Linked DNA regions of Homo sapiens: region 1 is linked to region 2. Evidence: chromatin contacts called from ENCODE Hi-C or POLR2A ChIA-PET data. All regions are on one chromosome and are shown on one strand. The core of a region is the stretch at or near the end of the contact, and the rest is flanking DNA. Distances in the headings are between cores, read along the strand shown.

Evidence for each region. Hi-C counts contacts between places; a loop is a spot of excess contacts on that map. ChIA-PET counts read pairs that join two places held with the same protein, here RNA polymerase II (POLR2A). Pooled maps may share reads with other maps.
Region 1: a loop to region 2 is called in a pooled map, with 2.2 times the contacts of the local background. The contact joins the enhancer-like site here to the promoter of ARK2C in region 2. A Hi-C loop is called at or near these places in 4 of 168 maps with a recorded cell type or tissue (PC-9, mammary epithelial cell, naive thymus-derived CD4-positive, alpha-beta T cell and 1 more), 7 of 37 single-sample maps with no recorded cell type and 9 of 50 pooled maps. POLR2A ChIA-PET finds 5 or more read pairs at or near these places in 2 of 52 experiments (OCI-LY7 and activated T-cell).

What each region holds. Positions count from the first base shown.
Region 1 is chr18:46,154,522-46,158,123 of GRCh38, reverse strand. No RefSeq gene overlaps it. Among named protein-coding and RNA genes, the nearest start is that of ARK2N, 18 kb to the left of the region's middle. RefSeq lists a silencer at 2,033-2,239. Within about 2 kb of position 2,208, at least 6 of the 41 ENCODE cell types and tissues checked have a DNase peak (open chromatin) inside an H3K27ac peak, as active enhancers do; they include PC-9 and mammary epithelial cell, where a contact is called at or near this core.
Region 2 is chr18:46,332,711-46,336,266 of GRCh38, reverse strand. It overlaps ARK2C (arkadia (RNF111) C-terminal like ring finger ubiquitin ligase 2C), which reads right to left and starts at 2,249. Exons shown (of 8, transcript NM_152470.3): 1 at 1,932-2,249. The coding sequence starts at 1,992. RefSeq lists enhancers at 2,196-2,806, 2,807-3,418.

The DNA of each region.
Region 1 (3,602 bases), core at 959-3,458, 180 kb after region 2:
GTAGAAACAGGTTTTCATCATGATGGCCAAGCTGGTTTCGAACTCCTGACCTCAAGTGATCCGCCCGCCTCGGCCTCCCAAAGTGCTGGGATTACAGGCGTGAGCCACTGCACCCGACCTAAAAGGTTTTTTCAGACCCCCCAATTCCAGCACCCAGTCTGAAGATCCCCACAGAGGAACGGGATCCCCGTGAGAATACAGCTTATTCCTCTCCCTGTCCCAGGACTTCAGCCTGCAGTCTTCCACCAATCAATGATCTCCGCACTTCTGCCCACTCCAAAACCCTTAAGAACCCTAACCCCAAATTCCTTGGAGAGATGGAGATGAGGTTTTCTCCCATCTCCTCATTCAGTGACACTACAGTTAAACCTCTTTCTCTGCTTCAACCCGGTGTCTCGGCATATTGACTTGCTGTGTGCATCGGGCAAGCAGATGATGATGGCTCCACTAACCTCGTTTTTCCCTCTAATCTCCATTTTGTGCTGCAGCTTCTTCCTCACCCTTCTCTTTTGTATGGTGCCCCAGCTCACACCTTGGTCCACATTTACCCTCCAGTCATTGTTGCAGTTGCCTGTAGGTATCACCTGCCCCGGGGTTTCCCTCCTGGGACACTCTGGATTGCATGTGGACAAACCTAGAAGACAGAAGGAGTTAACATCCTATGGGGCAACCTTGACCCGAGGGGGCCAGAACTGGTGGATAAACATCCTCTATTATTTCCCTCAGACGAACAATTTTGAAGCTCGTTCTTTGGTTCTCTTTAGGGGCAAACAGGTGGACCACGCCCAGGCGGCCTCCCTGGAGATGAGCTTGATAAGGCAGCACACATTGGAATGGCTCTCCCTCCTTCCTTGGGTCACTCTCTCCAGTTCCTCACTCCTGTTCTGGGGTAATTCCCAAAATTAATGACCTGTGTGCAAGCTCTTGTCTGAGACTCTGCTTCTGTGGGAAACCCCAGCTGAGAGCTCTCCTTTCTCCCCAGGCCCCACTCTGTTTTTCCTTCTCTGTGCTGCTGTTTTTCTCCTCAAGTTCTGTTCTCCTCAGTCAGCCTTGGAGACACTGTGTTCCCAGGCAGGCTGCACATGACGAGGTGGGAGAGTACACCTCCACTTGGCTCACTGGAAACCAAGGGAACCAAGGTCAAGGAGGGCAGCAAGCACAAGAGAGGGACTACAGAGGGGAGGGGATGCTTCCAGCCCTGAGAAGTCTTCTTTGGAATAGAAGTGACTGGTCTAGCCTGAGAGAGAGTACGGCCTGATGTTCTTCCTGGATACCCTGCGCTCCTTGGATGTAGGCCTGGTGCTGGTTGGTGGCATGATCTGCAGGTCTCGGAGGATCCTTCCTGTCCTGCTCAGCTCACCTGGGCTTTCTCTGTGTGGGGCTTCTTCTCCAGCCTCCAAGTATACAACTTGACCTTGAGCAGCCCTCTGTTCTCCATCCTCACTGAAGACACAGCAGAAGGACTTTATTTACATTTAGTCTGTGGCAGGAAGGACCCATCCACTGAAGGGGTTCCCCCTCTGTGTCAGGCTTTGCTCAGGCTGTTGTAAGAACCTGTCACCATCTAGTCTCAGGAATGGTAAAACACTCCCCAGGCCAGGTGTGGTGGCTCATGCCTGTAATCCTAGCACTTTGGGAGGCCAAGGCCAGCCAGTTTACTTGAGGTCAGGAGTCCAAGACCAGCCTAGCCAATATGGTGAAATGCTTTTTCTACTAAAAATAAAAAAAAACAAAATTAGCAGGAAATCGCTTGAACCCAGGAAGCAGAGTTGCAGTGAGCCAAGATCGCACAACTGCACTGCAGCCTGGGCAACAGAGCAAGACTCTGTCTCAGAACAAAACAAAACAAAACACACTCCCCAAACGGTCACATTCCAAGCAACAGGTAAGGGAACAATAGAGTAAATTCTGGACTGATTCAAGCCTTGACAAAATTTCTAGGGTGGAAGAGTGAGAAGGAGAGCAACATTTCATGAAAAAACAAGGTCAGAATTTATTTGCAGTGAATAATACTCTAGCCCTCCAACTCAAGTATGCAAGAAACATCACTTTCTTCATTTCCTAGAAATCAATTTGATTTCTACTTTAAGGCCCCCACCTGGCAGGAGAATTCATACCAGTCATTGCTGAGGTTTCATTTGCCTTCCCCACCCAGGAAACCCCAGACACAATAGTTCTAAGAAGACATAGATGTGGCCAGAGGAACTTCCAGGTACAGCACTCAACCTAGTCTGCTCTATTGGGTAAGACGGGCATGAGGTCGCCTCCCATTAGGACTAGTGATAGCATAATAGAATAGAGTCCTAGAAACTGAGACAAGGAAGCTGCAAACTCAGCCTGAGCTCCTTGAGAAGGATTGACTCACTGAGGGGGAGAACTCTGAGCCATGACTCTAAGAATGACAAGAATTTTGCCTCATAGAGAAGAGGAAAAGCATTCTGGAAAGATGTCACAGTGGAATGAAAGGACTAGGTCATTTTGGGAATGAGTGCCCAGAGGCTGATACTCATTTGGATGTGGAGAAGGCAAGGGTAAGGGAGGAATTTAGAAAAAAGAAAAAAATCTCCTTTGAGACAAGCCTGGCCAACATGGTGAAACCCTGTCTCCACTAAAAATACAAAAATTAGCCGGGTGTGGTGGCACACTCCTGTAATCCCAGCACTTTGGGAGGCCAAGGCAGGTGGATCACTTGAGGTCAGGAGTTCGAGACCAACCTGGCCAACATTGCAAAACCCCATCCGTACTAAAAATACTAAAAATTAGCTGGGCATGGTGGCGGGCACCTGTAATCCCAGATACTCGGGAGGCTGAAGTGGGAGAATCGCTTGAATCTGGGAGGTGGAGGCTGCAGTGAGCCCAGATCATATAGCTGCACTCCAGTGTGGATGACGGAGTGAGACCCTGTCTCGAAAAAAGAAAAAAAGAACAAAATCCCAAGGAAGACTTATAACGTGGACTGTGATTTTTTTTTTTTCTCTTGCTAGGGTTGGGGCCTGTGTAATAAATAACCCTTTCTCTTTCTCTCCTCAAGTTTGGAAGCAACTAAAAAATAAGATGCAGGAAACAGGCGAACACTTAAATGTCAACTTTATGGCAGATCAAAGCTGGATTGGGGGACACGGTGCAAATGAGCAGCCTCCATGAACTTCCTATCCCATTCCTGTCACAGCAAATGTAGACAGACTATTCAACCAGTCACAGGAGCGCTGCCCTGTCTGAGCAGCCCAGAATCTACTCTCAGGCAAGTCCTAAAGAGAATACCTGGTGAGGCTTCCCACCTCAACTTCTCCCTTGAAATCTTCACACCAGAAGGTGATCTGGTTTCATGCTCTACCTCCCACCATGGTCTTGAAATATAAAGGAGGGCAGCTGACATGAGATCCATGGGGATTAATATTTCCTGGTGACATTTCAGGTAAAATATTGGGTGGAGAAAATATTACCGGATGGGAACCATTCTTCTTGCCGGGAGAGTCAGGCCAGAGAGACTCCAGGAATGTGGCTCCAATAGAGACCCCTCCACAGGGAAGCAAGAAGTAGGGGATGGAGTTTCCATTTCACAACCCATATCCACCCTGTGGGCACTCGCATTGTTATTGCTT
Region 2 (3,556 bases), core at 1,000-3,499:
AATGAGGATGGTAATGATTTAATCAGGATAATTATACTTTCAGGCTCAACATCCTTCTTAATCATTTTTGAATTTCTGCCTAGTGTAATGTTCCACACCCGTTTTAAGAGGAAATGCCAAGTAATAAGAGATAATTGTGTATTGAGAGAGGGGGTGGCATTTCAAGGAGATCGCATCCAGCCCCCCTCTTTCTTCCTCACACACCCACTCCCCCTCACCCCCATGGCTAGGCTGGCCTGAGATAGGGGATACTGCCGCTTAAATAGCAATGCCTTCCTCAGATGGAGACAGGAAATGGTTAAGAGGGTGTCACAATACAGCTAAATGCGGAGGCAGAAGGGTCACAGCGCACACAGCAGCGAGTTGACCATTCACTGAGCTACACAATGAAGAAAAAAAAAGATTTGATAAATGCAGAATGTCATCATTCTATCATCACACAAAAAACTGCGGTTCAAACAGGCCTAAGGGGGCCAAGCTTGCCTTTTAGGTTCTGGGGAGAGGCGCGGGGCTGGGGACAGCTGGGCTGGATAAAATAGGGCTGGGCTTTCCTTTTCTTGCCCAATCGGGCCCCTGGGGCGCACTAAAGCGCTGGCCCTGCGACCCCACCCCCCACCCCGACTTGGTAGAGGAGCCCTGGTCGGCCAAGGGAAGACATCATTCTGTGTATGAGGGAGTGGGGAGAGGGGGAGGAGGGCCTGAGCCAGCAGGGATTTAAGCAGACGTGGAGTGGGAGAGGATAGAAGAAACATTTCCAAGACGAGAAATGTGAGTCCAGAGGCAGAATACAAAAAAGAAAAAAAATGAATCTAAATGCATCTCGGATTTGCTTGGGAGGTGGGAATTTTTTATTAAAAGAAAATGAAAGAAATGTGGAGTGGAGGTGGGGAGAAGAGGGGAAAATCAAGCTATTGTTGTAGCAGAATGTGAGGGAGAGGGGATGTGGGGAAAGGGGACCGTGCAAACACACCCCATTTATCACAGTTAAAAACAAAGCCCGCGCCGGCCCGCTGCTTTGTCAACCGCTGCCCGGGGCAAAGGCCTGGCGTGGGGGCAGCTTCCCACCTCATCCTCACACACAGCACAACACCCAAGGGCCGGACGCCCCGCTCCAGCCGGACCCAAGGAGGGCACAGCAGCGCAGGTCTGACTCTCCGAGGCGCGCGCGCACACTCGCACACATGCACACACACATACAGACACACACACACACACACACACGCGCCCAAGCATCTTGAACCCGTGTATGCAACTGTCATACAAAGACAGTTGCGGGGGGCGGGGTGAGCAGGGCAATAGCACAAGGGCGATGCACAAAAAGGGTTAAAGACGAAAAAAGGATGGGATGGAAAATCGTGCAAGTGCCCACGAGAGGGTGGGGGCTGGGGCATGGGATAGGGCAGAGACCCAGGTCCCAGCTAGCCAGCCATCGGTACTAATGAACAAAAAATGAATACAAAACACACATAACACAAAACACACATATACCTCAAAAAAAGCAAACCACAGAAAACCAAGCATGCTCTCGCGCGCGCGCTCTCTCTCTCTCTCACACACACACACACACACACACACACACACACACACACACACACGGTCATGTATCTTTCTCCTTTCGATCATACAGGGCTAGGTATTAGGGGAAGGGGCTGTGATTTGGGGGAACCACGTCCGCCGCAAAAAATAAAAAATGGGGCTGGGGAGGAAGGGACCCAAATTCGCCAAACCCTAACTTCACTACAAAAGCTCCCACGAGGGCGGCCGCCCCCACCCTCGGGGGTCCCCCTAAAATGGGGTGGGGGGAAGCCACCGCTCGCCCTGCGTCCTCGCGGGTGTGCCCTGAGCCCCCGGCCGCCCGCGGCGCCCGCCCCCGCCCCGGTGCCTGCGGCGATCCACGCTCCGAAGCAGACCCCGAAAGGAAAAAGCGATACCTCTGTTTCGCACAGAGCCAAACACTGGAAGCACGAGATAGCCGACGTGGACCAGGACCATCCTGGCTCCTCGCGCGGCGGCGGCGGCGGCGGCTGCGCGCGGGCCCTTTGTGGCGCGGCTCCGGGGCGCGGGCGCGGGCGGCGGCGGGGCTGCGGGAGCCGCCGGGGCGGGAGGCGGAGCGCGGGGCGCGGGCGGCGGTGGGGCGGCGGCTGGCGGGGAGACAGATGGCCCATGGAAAGGCTCCCTTCCCGGCCCCTCTCGACATTCAAAGGCGCTGGGGCCGCAGCTGCCGCCACACAAAGGCGCGCGCAGCCAATGGGAGCGGAGCGCAGCGCGGCGCGGCCTCGCCGGAACCGCGGGGGACAGCGGGGACCGCGGGCGCGCGGGTGGCGGAGGGAGGGAGGGGTGACGGCTGGAAGGGGGCCGGCGGCCAATCGCTGCGGCCCGCTGCGGGGCGCGAGGGAGGGGTCAGCCCCACGGGAAGCGTGGAGCCCAGCGCGGGTCCCTGGCCGCCCGCGGGCCGGAGAGGGCGCGCGTGAAGCGCCCCTGCACAGACATGGGCGGCGTGAACACGGAACGTGCACACATGGAGAGGGACGTGCACTCAGACATGTGGAGGTGCGTTCCTTAGTGCAGAGAGACGGGCACGAGCGCCCTTAGTGCACACGACCCTGAGGTCCCTGCACACCGCGCACGGGTCACTCGGGGACGTGCGCTCGGAGGCTGGCGCACGTGTAGAGCCTGACTGCGGGCACAAGGGAAGCTGGAATGCGAACAAGCAGCCGCAAACAGGACCCAGGCACTGTCACACAGACATGCACACACCAAACGCCTTGTTAACGCAGGACGCGTGCCAAGAACGCATTCTCAGAGACACACAGAGGGAACACACGATGCAGACACAGGTAAGACACGCACACTCCCCAGGCTCTCTGCCTGGCGCACCGCGTCGTTGCTCTTGGAGAGCACAAAGCTCACAATAATTATTTGCTGAATTGAAATTCACTCATTCACTGAGGTCTTTGCCAACAGTCTACACAGAGACACACTGCCCAGAAAACCCAGGGCCACTCATCTACCTTTTGCCCTGATCTGAGACAGGTACACCCAGCCATGTGCACAGACACGCCCACTTCCACAGCCAGCAGGCGGATATGTAACATCAGGCTCTGAGGCTCCTGCAAATTCACACGTGGAGGCGCAGCCACCGTGTCACATGTGCCCTGTGACAGTCCAGCTGGGGACAAGCAAGACCCAATCAAAGAGCCTTCACCGCAAGCTTTGTTGCCAGGAGGACGACTGAGGCGGTGTTCTTGCATGCTCAGCTGACCTTCTGTGAAAACTCCCAAGGCAACCCTACGCCTACAATCAGGCTCACAGTTCACACACTAAGGCCAGAGAATGCTTCAGGGGCCCACCCACGGGCAGAAAGACAGAGGACATTCCCTACATTGGGACTTGTCTTCAAAGCCCAGTGGTTTCTTTCTTTAATGAGTCTGATAAATAGGAGATGGTAAAAATCACAGTATGTGGAGCTGGAAAGAATCTAATCCAACCCCAACCTGCCCTCACCTTGGAAAAGGAGGGTCATTCATTTAATCCATGCTGTGTTGAGCAAGGGCAT